2 separate regions of the Mus musculus genome follow, and region 2 is linked to region 1. A link is a contact called in ENCODE Hi-C or POLR2A ChIA-PET data. All regions are on one chromosome and are shown on one strand. Each heading gives the region's core, a stretch centred on a gene start or an enhancer-like site at or near the end of the contact. The rest is flanking DNA. Distances are from core to core; before and after follow the strand shown.

Region 1 (6,936 bases), core at 2,379-4,878:
TTGCTTTACCCAGGACCATTTTTCAAGGCAACATCTTTGAGTTGCTCTCCACCATTTATTACGCTTAGATTGGATGCTGTAGATATATCTATGTGAGAGCATTTTCTGATAGCAAGGGCATCGCTTCATGTTTGCCTGCAAGTGTTGTTTCTCCTGACTTAATTGGAGCCATAAAGTCTAAGCAGGCAACTGCTGCTTACTCTGAAATGTTATTTATAACATAGACTTGAGAGACTCTAGGCTGTAAAAGAAGAAGGGTATGTCACGACCACGGACAAAACATTTTACTTGTATTTGTGTTCAGCTTCTTTCATTGAGTTCTCTGTCCTGGGCTCGACAGATAACTCTTTCCATAAGCACATTGCTTTACAGCAACCAGTACCAATTATTTTCAAGGTTAATGACTTTTCTGCTCTTGCCACCAGCTCCATGCTACTGGTTTCTCCCCCACTCAATTTTTCTTCCATCATAGTCTGAGTTTGTATGTTCAACCATAAATCCGAGCGTGTGCTTTATCTTTATAAATCCTTCTTGGCTTCCTGTTCCCTTCAGGGAAAGGAACCCAGTGTTGTCACCTGGCTTATAAAACATCTAACCCAGACCTAGGTTTCTCCTCAAGCTATCTTCCCTGATAGTCTTATCTAGAACTGTTTCCTTCCCCGGTCATAGGCGAATTCCAAACTGTCTTTTTTCTTTCCAGTTTATCTCATGACTTTTAAGTCTTGTGTAGATAATTTTTAAGATGCATTTTTAATTTTATGTCTATGTGTGTCTAGCCTGCATGTATATAAGTGTACCATGTGTATGTTTGGTGCCCTCAGTGCCCCAAAGGTGATAGATCCTCTGGAACTGATATTATAGATGGTTGTTTGCCACCACATCAGTTTCTGGGAACTGAACCTGGGTCCTCTGCAAGAATGGTAAGTGTTCTTAACCACAGAACCATCTCTCCAGACATCTGTGTGGCTATATTTGATTGACATGCAAAAGGATTTGTGTGTTTAATGTGTCATGTTGATGAGCTTGTAGATAAGTGTATATTCATGAAATATAAGCACACTCAGTTTGATAAACATGCCTGACTCTTCCAATTCCTTTGATTTTTTTTTCAGCTAGAAAATATCTTCAAACAGTCTCCGTTCAGCCCTTACATAAGCCATTCCTTGAAGCTGCCGGCCAAGTCCATCTGTTTAGGGGACTAGCAGAGAATTTTGTTCCGTTTATAAGATGAATTTCATTGTGCAGTAGCTTCTCTGTTCATATGTCACTTTCCTACTAAGTCAAGAGCGCCACCTAGAATATCTTACACATCTTTGCATTCTCTGTGACTTGCATAGTTTGCCATGTAGCAAGTGCTTAAAAATGGCTGCTGAATGAAGGGAGAAAATCTCCCACCTGGTTAACAAGTATACATATTACTATTCTCAGGTGATAGCTCAATAATAAGACATAGATGTCATGGTCCCGGCACAAAAATTCTGATAACTAAAGCCTCAAAAGTGTCTAACTGAGCTAAACGGGCATCTCTCCAGCAGGATTTTGACACAAATAGGTGAACAGCACTGCTCTTCTGGGCCTGCTGTCATCTCCCGTTCAGCTCCAGAACAATTGTGAAATGAGCTTTTGGCTGACACTGATGACTTAGGAATTCAAGCTCTGTGAAATGCCACCTCTGTTTCTCTTCCCATCCCCCCACAGAAGGCCCAGGAAAAGCATTAGCTCTCCCGAGTTAGAGCAAATCCCTGCAGAAGGCAGAGTTCTCGTGCCCACATGGGATCGATAAGCTTTGGAACTGTAGGTGAGCATTCTCCTTCCTCTGTCCATAACTATTCACCACCCGCTATCCTTTGCAGAATCGTTAATAAACAACAGTAAAGAAACACACACACACAAAGACACACATACATGCACACGCACCATCTATAGTCTTTGGACAAATTCTGAAAAGCTTTTGCTTCCACTTGTTAGCTTTCTCCCATCCCAAAAGGCTCACTTTAAAATCTCCCTGGTCTGGGAGGATTTCTGGACTGCTCAACATGAAACTCAAGAAGAACGAAGACCAAAGTGTGGACACTTTGCCCCTCCTTAGAATTGGGAACAAAACACCCATGGAAGGAGTTACAGAGACAAAGTTTGGAGCTGAGACGAAAGGATGGACCATGTAGAGACTGCCATATCCAGGGATCCACCCCATAATCAGCTTCCAAACGCTGACACCATTGCATACACTAGCAAGATTTTGCTGAAAGGACCCAGATATAGCTGTCTCTTGTGAGACTATGCCCGGGCCGAGAAAACACAGAAGTGGATGCTCACAGTCAGCTATTGGATGGGTCACACAGCCCCCAATGGAGAGCTAGAGAAAGTACCCAAGGAGCTAAAGGGAACTGCAACCCTATAGGTGGAACAACAATATGAACTAACCAGTACCCCGGAGCTCTTGTCTCTAGCTGCATATGTATCAAAAGATGCCCTAGTCAGCCATCACTGGAAAAAGAGGCCCTTTGGACTTGCAAACTTTATATATGCCCCAGTACAGGGGAATGCCAGGGCCAAAAAGGGGGAGTGGGTGAGTAGGGGATTGGGGGGGTGGGTATGGGGGACTTTTGGGATAGCATTGGAAATGTAAATGGGGAAAATACCTAATTAAAAAAAAAGGAAAAAAAATAATCTCAGAAAGATAAAAAATAAAATAAAATAAAATCCCCCTGGTCTGGGAGGATTTCTGGACTGCTCAACTAGTTTTATCAATGTCAATATTTTCCTCAGCTATTGCCAGTTTTGATCATGGGCTACTGCCAAAATCCATGTATCATTCATCTGTGAGTTTTCCCCCATAGACAGACTGTTTATGAGCTCATATTCCAGTGACAGAAAGCATATGGGTTGACTCATTGTCCTGTAGCCAGCCCAGCATCAACAGTTTGCCTTCACTCGGCTAATTAAACCTTCAAGCCAGATAGCCGGTTATGCTCCTTCACACGCATGGCCAGAGTGTTTGGGAACAGAGAATTCTGGTCATCTTAACAACTGGCATGCTTTATCATATGTTTATGGCTCTTTATTTCTTACAGTCTGGATAACATACACATTTGGGGGGTCGCTCCATCAGTTCAGCAGTCTCCAACACAGCTGAGTCGTCAGCCCCGAAGTGTGATAACACAGGCATGCGCATAACAGCAGCATGGACTTCCTGTTTGAATTAGCAGATAATAGTAAGCACTTTCAAGAGCTCTCATTCAAACAGCGGAGAGGATGAACTAACTACACAGTTGCTTTCTCTAATTGCTAATAAAGACACCTATCATTAGATCTCTCTGTACAATTTGGGTTGTCAAAGTTACTATCACTGAAAACAATTTTATTTTTTTGAGAAAGGGTCTTACTATGTAGCTCCCGATGCCCTGGAACTCTCTATGTAGAACAAGCTGTTTTCAGATCATATTGTAGGAAAGAGAAAGAAAGGGGGAAAGAAACGGGATCTGGAAAGATGGAAACAGTGGTAAGAAAACATTTGTCCCTCAATCGGGAAGACTCAGAGATCCCCAGGGACACATGTGTAGATGGAGGAATTCACTCTGGAGAGTGTGTGGCCACAGTGGCGCTGTTTGCTGTGCCTGTCATCTTCCAGCACTACCTTGGCTGCTTCTGTTGCTTGGATTACTGCTCTGCACAGATGGGTGGAGTTGGTGGAAGACTCAGAAGTCGTCACCAATGGGTTTGTGTGGCCTCGGCCCCAGTTTTCTATCAGTAGCCTTAGCAAATCAAAGGCCTTTTCGCAGGAAGGATTCTGAAGTGTGTGACAAAAGACGTTGTGAGATTGCTCATAAAATAATATCTGTCTTCAGAGAGTGCTGGGCCCTCACAGACCATAGGGACTAGATGATTGTTGGAGTATAACCAACTCCCATTAATTACAATCCCACATGTCTTCTTCTTAAAGCCTTTCTTTCTGTATCCTGTGTTTTAATTCATTGCTTGACAAAACCCAGATGTTATTTTACTACATATTTTACTCTCAGCGGGGCACAAGCACAGACCCTATAACCATAAACATACTTCCATAGGAAAAGATTAAACAGTGGAAACCATATTAAGAAAAAAAATCCACATAGAAGGATATGAAAAGGAAATACTAAAAGAAGAGAAAGGCTGAAAGAAATGTTTTTTATATATGACATACTTCAGAGTCACTACATTGATATATAGCTAATTATACAAAAAAGTTTAGTGGTATAGAAGAAGCTTATGGAAGAATGAAACTGAGTCCTCACTCCCACCCTCCTGGTGGCTGTTTCTGATTCTTTGTTAACAGTTTGGTGCACAGGCAAACATTTAGAACCCAAGTATCCACATGAGCTCCTCAGCCCTCTCCCATCTCTAGAGGATGACTAGTCAGCAGTCTATGGAGAAGGAAGGACACTCCTTGAGTAAGGCTTGCTTAGAGAAATGTCTACTCAGAAGGGGATCTTAATGTCTCGTGATCCTTCTTGGATCACATGGCACATGGCTCCTGGTCACCTTCTAGACCAGTGTTTCTCAACCTGTGGGTCACAATGGCTCTGGGGGGGGGGGGTCAAATGACCCATCCACAGGGGTCACATCTCAGATATCCTGCCTATGTACATTATGATTCATAACAGTAGCAAAGTTAGTTATGGAGTAGCCACAAAATGATTGTATAGTTGTGGGTCACCACAACAGGAGGGAGTCTTATGAAAAGGTCAGAGCATGAGGAAGGTTGAGGATCACTGTTGTAGATCCCCAGAGGTCCCTCAGCAGGGAGCTCCTTGCCCTCTCAGCATTAGCTGTTGGTATGGAGAGTGTCTGCCTCTCTCCTTTCCTGTCGCCTGTGACAAGGTCCCAGTTTGTGGAAAGGAATGAGGCATGCTGCACTTTTATTATGACTCGCCCCGAGGTTCAGAGACAGCAGCAGCCTAGAAGCTAAAACCTTGGGATGCTGTTCTCATGTAACATACAAGACCCAGAACCAAAGCTGGGTCTCTTTGCTGAGAGCAAGGATCCTAAGAGATTATAACAGAAAATAAGACGTGATAATTGACATTAAAAACTCTACACAATAAAACAGACTGATTGGGAGTGGGTGGACATTCTAAATTTAGTTCCCTTTAAGATCATTCTTGCTAACGCTAATCAAAGACTTCCGCCTCCTTGTTTTTTCCTTTGAGTGAATCCCCATGAGCAGAGGATCATATCATGATTCACACTTAGACCAGTTGCTTCCAGATTCATATCACATCCATTTCCCACTAAATATTCAGATTCACACACACACACATACCGCATTTTCATACAATACACACACAGACAGGCACACTGACACACACACACACACACACACACACACACACACACACACATACACACATGCACACACAGAGGCATACAAAAACACACACACAGACACACAGAGGCATATACACAGTAGTAAATTTCACTCACACACACAAATACAGACACACACTCATATTCTGTGAATCAGAGACTGCGTAGCATGAGCCACTAGGGAGAAACTGAAAATAAAGTCTCAGACACCTCGACATTTGCTGTGCAGTGTGTGAACATTTCCATTTCAGGTTAGCATCATTGGCAGGGCCAAGGTCATTACTTTCCTTCAGTTTCAAATCTTTTCTCACTATCCTTCAAACCTGCCTTATTCTATCTCTGTGTAAAAGAAAGAGACTTGAATGATGCACAAAATTATACTTAAAGGCCACACCTTTAGCTATTCAGTTAAAAGTCAGTACGGCTTATGTTAATCTAGCTGAATCCCTGGTTAAGAACGTTTAAGTTGGGGGAGGCAGTCTTATTCTTCCCACTCTATTGAAACACCAATATGAGACAGTGTCCTACTTTACTACAAGAATGAATGTAGCACACCGTCTACACATTGTTGGAAAACATGTGAGAAAACATGTAACAAATTAATATTCTCAGCATTACAAAAATGTAAGAAAAAAGGAATCCTAATAGCAAAATTGGCAGAAACTGGTATTATTTAGAGAAGAGAAGTAAATAATAAAATAAAAACATGAACATTGTTAACAATACATAGTAAAAGTGGAGTGTAATGACACCATTATTGCTAGCCATCATATTTACAAAAAATGTTCAGGGATGACCTAACCACAGAGATGAGATGAGGCCTCTGCCTTCATCAGATAATTTATCACACTTAACCCAGAGAAGCAGCTCAGAAATGTGTCATAGAATGCTATACTTTTTAAAAATTTTTTATTGATTTTTACATTTCAAATATTATGCCCTTTCCGTTTCTCCCCCTCCAGAAATCCCCTATCCCACCCTCTCTCCCCCTGCTTCTATGAGGATGTTCCTCCACTGACCCACCCACTCACACCTCCCTGTCTTTAATTCCACTATACTGGGGCATCTATCGAGCCTTCATAGGACCAAGGACCTCTCCTCCCATTGATGGCCAATAAGGCCATCCTCTGCTACATATGCAGCTGGAGCCATGTGTACTCCTTGGTTGATGGCTTAGTCGCTGGGAGCTCGGGGGGGGGGGCATCTGGTTGATTGATACTGTTGTTCTTCCTATGGGGTTACAAACCCCTTCAACTCCTTCAGTCCTTTCTCTAACTCCTCTATAGGGGATCTCGCACTCAGTCCAATGGTTGGCTGCAAGCATATACCTCTGTATTTGTAAGGCTCTGGCAGGGCCTCTCAGGAGACAGCTATATCAGGCTCCTGTCAGAATGCTACCTTTTAATGCCTCTCTATATTAATTAATTAACTAATTATGTGTACATGTTCATGTGTATACACAGGTAGACATATGCCCGTGCATGTGGAGACCAGAGGTTAACCTTATTGTTGTACTTTGGGAGCAGTCCAGCTTGTTCTCTTGTGACAAAGTGTGTCCCTTAGTACATGGCACTGGCCAAGTAGTCAGGC
Region 2 (6,661 bases), core at 1,770-4,269, 49 kb after region 1:
CAGTCCATGGTGAGGCTGGGAACAAAGCTCACGCTTTCTGTCACTCACTCTGCACTGAGATTCCAGTGACGCCTCACACCCCATTCTCTACTCTTAGTGCAGATACAGTTCCACATTCCATTTGAGAAGCCCAGGAGGGCTCAGAGCGATATCACAAAGAAGTGTTACTATGTAAGGTTGCCTTCAGAAGAAGGAGAATGACTCTTAATGGGCTGGCTTCTGAAAATGAGACCTCTGGCAAGAACTCGTCCACCAGAAAGACATTCCTATGCAATCTCCCCAGACTGGGCCTATTCCCCTAAAAGCCTGACTCAGTGTTCTAATCTGCATTTTACTGAACCCAGCAGGGCAACAGAACACACGCCTGCCCTGCCCACTCCACACATGTACACAAGGTTTAATCCTTCTTATTACATCTGTCCTGATGGGAGCTCATTGGTGTCCCAGCTCCACAGAATATTACAATCAAACATGGAATGGAGACTGAACTGTTAAAATCAACAAGAAACAAGCATTCTTGCAGGGGGTTGTGGGGCGAGAGCAGAGAATATAATTGAATCCAGAAAGCTCCTCACTTCTCTTTTTTAACTCTCCAACTGAATAGAACGTGTGAGCACAGGGTGAAGGAGCTAGAAATGCTTTATTATCTAAAAACATAGTATTTTAAATTTCCCCTCTGATTATTTATGTCCATCACACTCTTCAGGAAATGTGCCTAGAATCCACACAGTTTAATGACAGGTAATATAAGAACTCGCTACTCTTTCCTGGTATTTATATAACAGGACCTTCCAAGGAGCTCAGAAGGCTGCCTAGACATAAACTATGCATGCAGAGCCAGCATAATTGAAAGCAGCCGTCCAGGCTCAGCTGCTTGGGAAGCCCAGCTTCAGGAGGGGCTTGCTGAAATTTCAATTAAGGTTCATTGGCAAAGTTGGGCTGGAGCACAGTAGGAAGGTACCAAGGTGATTAAAAGATGAATCAAACAAGATGCTCATGAAGAAATGCCTTATGGGAGTCTCATTTCTTTCTTTCTTTCTTTCTTTCTTTCTTTCTTTCTTTCTTTCTTTCTCTCTCTCTCTCTCTCTCTCTCTCTCTCTCTCTCTCTCTCTCTCTCTCTCTCTCTCTCTCTCTCTCTCTCTCTCTCTCTTTCTTCTTTTTGGAAAGCAACACCATCAGTAACCAAAGAAAAATGATTCCTATAGGGCCCATTTCCCCCCACCTCTCCTTGGTAGTTTCATTTGCCGATTTGAGGATGATAGTAGGATGCATTTTGGGTAGGCTAGGGTAATATGGGTACCTGCACATATGCCTGAGACAGATCTAACTTATTAAACAAAAACTCTCTGAGATATAAAAGCAAAGCTCTCTGGCAGCAACAACAAAACCTCCCAAATTTATCTGCATCAAATGACTGAAATGTTAATAGATGTTTTAATTATGTCTATGCAGAAGGTTTGCATACTCTCAGAGTTCCCGAGCCTACAAGCAGATCCCAGAAAGAAGGAACTCATCAATCCTTTGGATACATTAATACATGAACGTGTAGAAATACCCCCAAATGGAAGATTAGAGGGGAAAAAACTAACTAATAGAACCAGGGGGAGGTTCACACTGCGCTAAGAACTGGAGCCAAGAAGGTGTGAGTCTCTTTTACATGGGCACCATTTTTTTGGCAAACAAGGACACAGGGGTTAAAATTTAGTTTCCTGTTCTTAACTAGCTTCTTCTTTCTCTGGCTTTATTGAAATTGTGCATTTGCTAGCTAAAAATCTAGATACTCTTTAAAAGTCTCTGTTTAATATATCGTTAATTTTTTTTCAAACAAAATCAAGAGAAAGCAAAAGCTCCTTCCTTCACTTACAGTAGATGTCCACGTGGATACTTCGTTCCAGCTTCCCAGAGCCACATGTTGCTGTGCACAGGTAAGAGTGTTCATTCTCAAAACTGACAGGCTCCATGGTCAGAACGGACTTGGACCCCTCCGTCCTCACCTTCGCGTTTAGTGGGCTGTCTATCTGGGTTCTCCATGAGAACAATGGTGACTCGCAGCCCGTAGTGCTGCAAGTGAGGGCCATGGAGTCACCGATTTGAGCAATCGTTTTGTATTCAGGGGAGATCTCGATTTTAAAAGCTTGAGCTGAAAAGAGAGAGAGAGAGAGAGAGAGAGAGAGAGAGAGAGAGAGAGAGAGAGAGAACAAGTTTACCATGGTCTGCCCCATACTGTGTCCTTTTTCTCTTGCGCAGCAATACAGTGTCCAAAGCACAGCTGGGATGATCTACTTTTTAAACTGTCTCAGACTAATAGCACAAGACAGACCCAAAGCCCTGAAGTTGCTCTTGAGGAAGGTGCTGGAATCGTCACCGCGAAGAAGAATGCTCAGTTCTGACTTTGAAGCCCATTGCACAAAGTTTTTTTTTTTTTTTTTTTTTTTTTTTTTGTCACTTTCTAAGCTTGATTTCATTGTCGAATACAGGAAACTAAAGAGATAGACCCACTACCGATATAATCCAAATTACTCATTTGACAGTGGAAAGAAAATCCGTCCCCAGCTCTGTCAGAATACTGGCTCTTATAGCAAAGCTCTGTAGTACACCAGAAGCTGTAGATGTGTGAAATAGGTCAGGAACTTACAGACTGCAAACAGTATCCAAAGTACCGTTGAGGCTCCCAAGACCGCGACCATCTTCACAGGCATTTCAAGTCTCTGCTTCAAAGCCTTCTTTGTGCCCCACGTGAAAAGTGTCTGGGAAAAGTGTTCAGCCTCCAAAGCCAGCCGGGCTGGTGTGAGTGAAATAGAAAGTCTGCTCTTTATAAAGGGTCTTGCTAGAGAGGCGGAGGGAAATCCCTTCAAGGGGAAACCCAGAGCCAGGGAAAAAGTTTAACTGACAGCCAGCCAAGTCCCCACGTTAACCCCTTCAGCTGCTTTCTGGGCTGAAGTCATTCTGAGTCCTGGGAAACACGACACTTCCAAGTATATAAATCTCTGGCTTTTCCTGACCTTCAGCTCCGAAAGGGCTATCTCTCCTGAAAAGATGATTGCAAAATGAAACTGCCAACAGTGTGTGTGTGTGTGTGTGTGTGTGTGTGTGTGTGTGTGTGACAGCAAAGACAGAGATCACTCAGTAAATAACCACTGACTTTTCTTCATTAAGAAATGCATTTGCAATTTAAAAAATAAAAATTGTTCTCTTTCAACAAAAAAAGGAAAATATCCTTTATTTGTTTTTATTGACCCATTATCATGAGTCACTCTTTTAGAATGTGAGTCAGTAGTTCTTATTTTTATACTCTTTTATTCATAAGTGAATTTTTGACAAAAAAAAAACCTCCCTGAAATAACTTTCTGAAGTAGTAAATGAAAGGACGTTGATGCAGAATGAAGGGAATTATCTTTTCTTTTGTTTGACAATGCCCCAGCCCTTTGACCCATTGCTGGATGACAGGAAGTCTTTTGCAGACTTGAACGCTAAAAAATGGGATCTGTCTGCTAAATTTTTGTGGTGGATTTCTTTGGCTGCATTATTTAGCCACAAGTCCAATTGAATATGTAAACAGATTAGCTTTAGGAGATGAATTGACAACCATTTTTTTATTATTATTTTCTACTCCCAGTGAAATGACTTTTTGAAAGACTCAATTAAGTGTCTTAAATGCCTCTGTAGGTCTTACACATGCATAGCCCATGTCCTTGCAAAATGCTTGCCCATCAGAAAGAAACCGGAATAGCCACTTCCTTGTATTATACACATGTGGGTTTACCTCCCACATGGCATTATCAGTTCCCTGCATGGCCAGGACTAGTTCTTATTCATAGTTGTTTCTATTCCATATATATATATATATATATATATATATATATATATATATATATATATATAATGGTTTTATATATAACGACTATAAAACCTGCAGCATCTTCTAGATGTTTAAAATCTAGAAGAGAAACGTTCAAAATACTGAATGTAGTTCATAAGTGCCACGTGAGAGAAAAAAATAATTCCACAAGAAAGGTATAGTTCCCAGACATCTGGGCACATGTAAAATTAACAGTATCATGTCATTGGACAAAGGCTATCAGTGAGACCCACAGTCGCCAACTGCTCCAACCTGGCAGGAGAGACTTCTGAATTCCCTCTTGAGAATACATGTGGCTCCCACTGAGAGGCAAGTATAAAAGGGAAGTTGAGGGATATATTTTAGGGCTATGACGACATATCCAGGGATCGATGACATTAGCTGCCATGTCATCTAGAGGACCTCAACAATGTCATGTCATAAAAGGAGAGTATAGACTACCCCCTACTGATTCTCACCTTCTCCATAGATCAAAGGCATGTAAGAAAATGTTAATCCATGTCTTTGACACTTAAAAATAAATAACTACTTGGATCATGCAGACTCATCTTATTTGGTATCAGTTCTCACCCAAGTGAGTGGAGAAATAATTCCTATCAGGAAAGGAGAATAGTACATACAACAGAGGAAGTGAAAAAAAAAACTATTTGGTGGATTCCACAAGGTCAAATCCTTCCTCGTTTAAGAACCACTACTCTAACATATAGCTAAAGAACTCTCCGTGGCTATGTAGATCTTTTATAGCAGCTTCATTAGAGACCCAAGAGCCTGAAGTTTGAAGTTGGATCAGTTGTTTTTGAAGCAAATACTGAGGACCAAGATTAAGCCAGTCCTAATTCTGCAGTCCTTATATGGTTAATCATCATGATTTTCCTATGGCCGTTCCTTCACCAAACATCACGTCTGTGTCTCAGATGTAAAATACAAAAAGTAAAGGGAAAGGACTCAAAGGCATGGAGCCTGCCTTCTTTGAAGGAGCTTCCCAAGAAGTTGGGGGGGGGTGTGGGGGCTTTCACTGATGTCTCACTGAAAAGGCCAATGCCCCATGTCAATCAAGATTCTGTCGGTAAAGCAGGGCAGAAATGGATGCCAAGTTAGGCAGGCAATTAGCATTCTACCTGTTTCTAATTCAGTGGAACTCACAGAGTGTTTTTTTTTTGGGGGGGGGGGACTGCTGTATAGGCACTGTGGCGCTCTAGCAATACGGAAACACTGGCAAGGACAACATTTTGAGAATGAAAAAGACTGTCATGATATCAATGAAAGATTTCCACAGATCATAATCAAGGGACCATTGGTTTGTCTGCAAGTCAAGGAAAATAATTTCTCTCAGTGATCTAAGTTTAAGATTTTCTAAAGTTAAACTGTAGAGAGAATCGTGCTAAGACAGTTGGTGTCATAAAGTCATTGTGACTTTTGGGGATTTTGAGGAAAACCTTACTAATATCACTGAGAGTAAGAAAAAAAAATATATATATATTCAATAAAATACACACATACTATGTATATTGATTGAATTTTCACAAAGAGGATGTTTTGTTACACAACAGAAAGGTTTTCAGTATTAAAAAAAAAGTCTCAGGAAGGAGAGATGGCTCAGTGGTTAAGAGCACTGACTGCTCTTCCAGAGGTCCTGAGTTCAATTCCTAGCAACCACATGGTGGCTCACAACCATACGTAATGGAGATCTGATGCCCTCTTCTGGTGTGTCTGAAGACAGCTACAATGTACTCATAAACAAAATAAATCGTTTTTTTTTTTTTGTTTTGTTTTTTGTTTTTTAATTCTCCTCTCCACTTTGTAAGTTCACTTAGGAGTATTTGAATTTTTTCATTGGTGCTCTGGGTGTGCCATGTGTTTGTGTATAGCAATTCGAGTAAACAGAGATGTGCTTGCCTAGTTCTGTCTCCTTGGGATGACCTCTAAGGTTTCTACTAACCCCCTTCTGTGAGTTTTTATAAAAACAAAACATGCACACACATGCACACGCACACACACACCAGATTGCCTTGAACTGATTGTACTCTCCCTGTTTCAACAGCTTTTACCTTCTGGCCCTTAGAAGGCATTCATGCTCATCTCTACTTTTACCTGGCTTGATGTTAGATCTGTTTCAGGTGTCTATAAAGTGATATAAAATAAATAAGATATTTCTTCTGGGGCAGTAATTCTAGACTTTTTTTTCTTTTTCTAGTAACATTTCACAGTTTTAAAATTCTTTACCTAATCTTCAACCAAAGTGCATTTTGGTCACTGCTTTTGAGCTGGGAGAAAAGGGAGGGGGGGTGTTATCTTTATATTCACAAGATCAGGAAACTCAGAAGTTCGGTTGTTTGCGAAATATCAGACAGTGAGTGATCCTGGCAATAAGAAACAAGAATTGCGTTTTAAAACCAGTTTTCCTTCCCCAGGGATTTCTACGTGGTACACTCTATTCGACCAAGCCACCTTGATGTCTGCAGAAGGGTTTCACCTTTCCTTCAAGCATTAATGCCACCATGAGATTTGACAGTTAGACTAGGGTAGTCATAATGACCCAAGACTGTGCCCATTTCTCAACTGATGAATAATAACTTCCTAGTACCACCTTAGAGCTACTGTTTTGTATGTTAATACCATAAGAACATACAATGAGCAATCCAAATCGTCTGTAGTTACCCACAAACAAAAGGAACGAGCAGACAGTATGGGAACACCCTAGGACTTAACACAGTGAATCTAAGTGTAGAACTCCACTTGGCCCTTATTGAAGCTTAGAATGAAAATTAGTGAAGTCCCTGAGCTTGCAAACATCCCTGCTCC

What was found. A loop is a pair of places that touch in the nucleus more often than their neighbours do. ChIA-PET counts read pairs that join two places held with the same protein, here RNA polymerase II (POLR2A).
Region 2: a loop to region 1 is called in a map of heart, with 3 times the contacts of the local background. The contact joins the promoter of Vcam1 here to the enhancer-like site in region 1. A Hi-C loop is called at or near these places in 3 of 37 maps with a recorded cell type or tissue (all heart). POLR2A ChIA-PET finds 5 or more read pairs at or near these places in 1 of 5 experiments (Patski).

The regions. Positions count from the first base shown.
Region 1 is chr3:116,077,448-116,084,383 of GRCm38, forward strand. No RefSeq gene overlaps it. Among named protein-coding and RNA genes, the nearest start is that of Gm31384, 13 kb to the right of the region's middle. Within about 2 kb of position 3,629, at least 1 of the 3 ENCODE cell types and tissues checked has a DNase peak (open chromatin) inside an H3K27ac peak, as active enhancers do; it is heart, where a contact is called at or near this core.
Region 2 is chr3:116,126,669-116,133,329 of GRCm38, forward strand. Vcam1 (vascular cell adhesion molecule 1) reads right to left here and starts at 3,020. Exons shown (of 9, transcript NM_011693.3): 1 at 2,636-3,020; 2 at 1,865-2,140. The coding sequence starts at 2,699.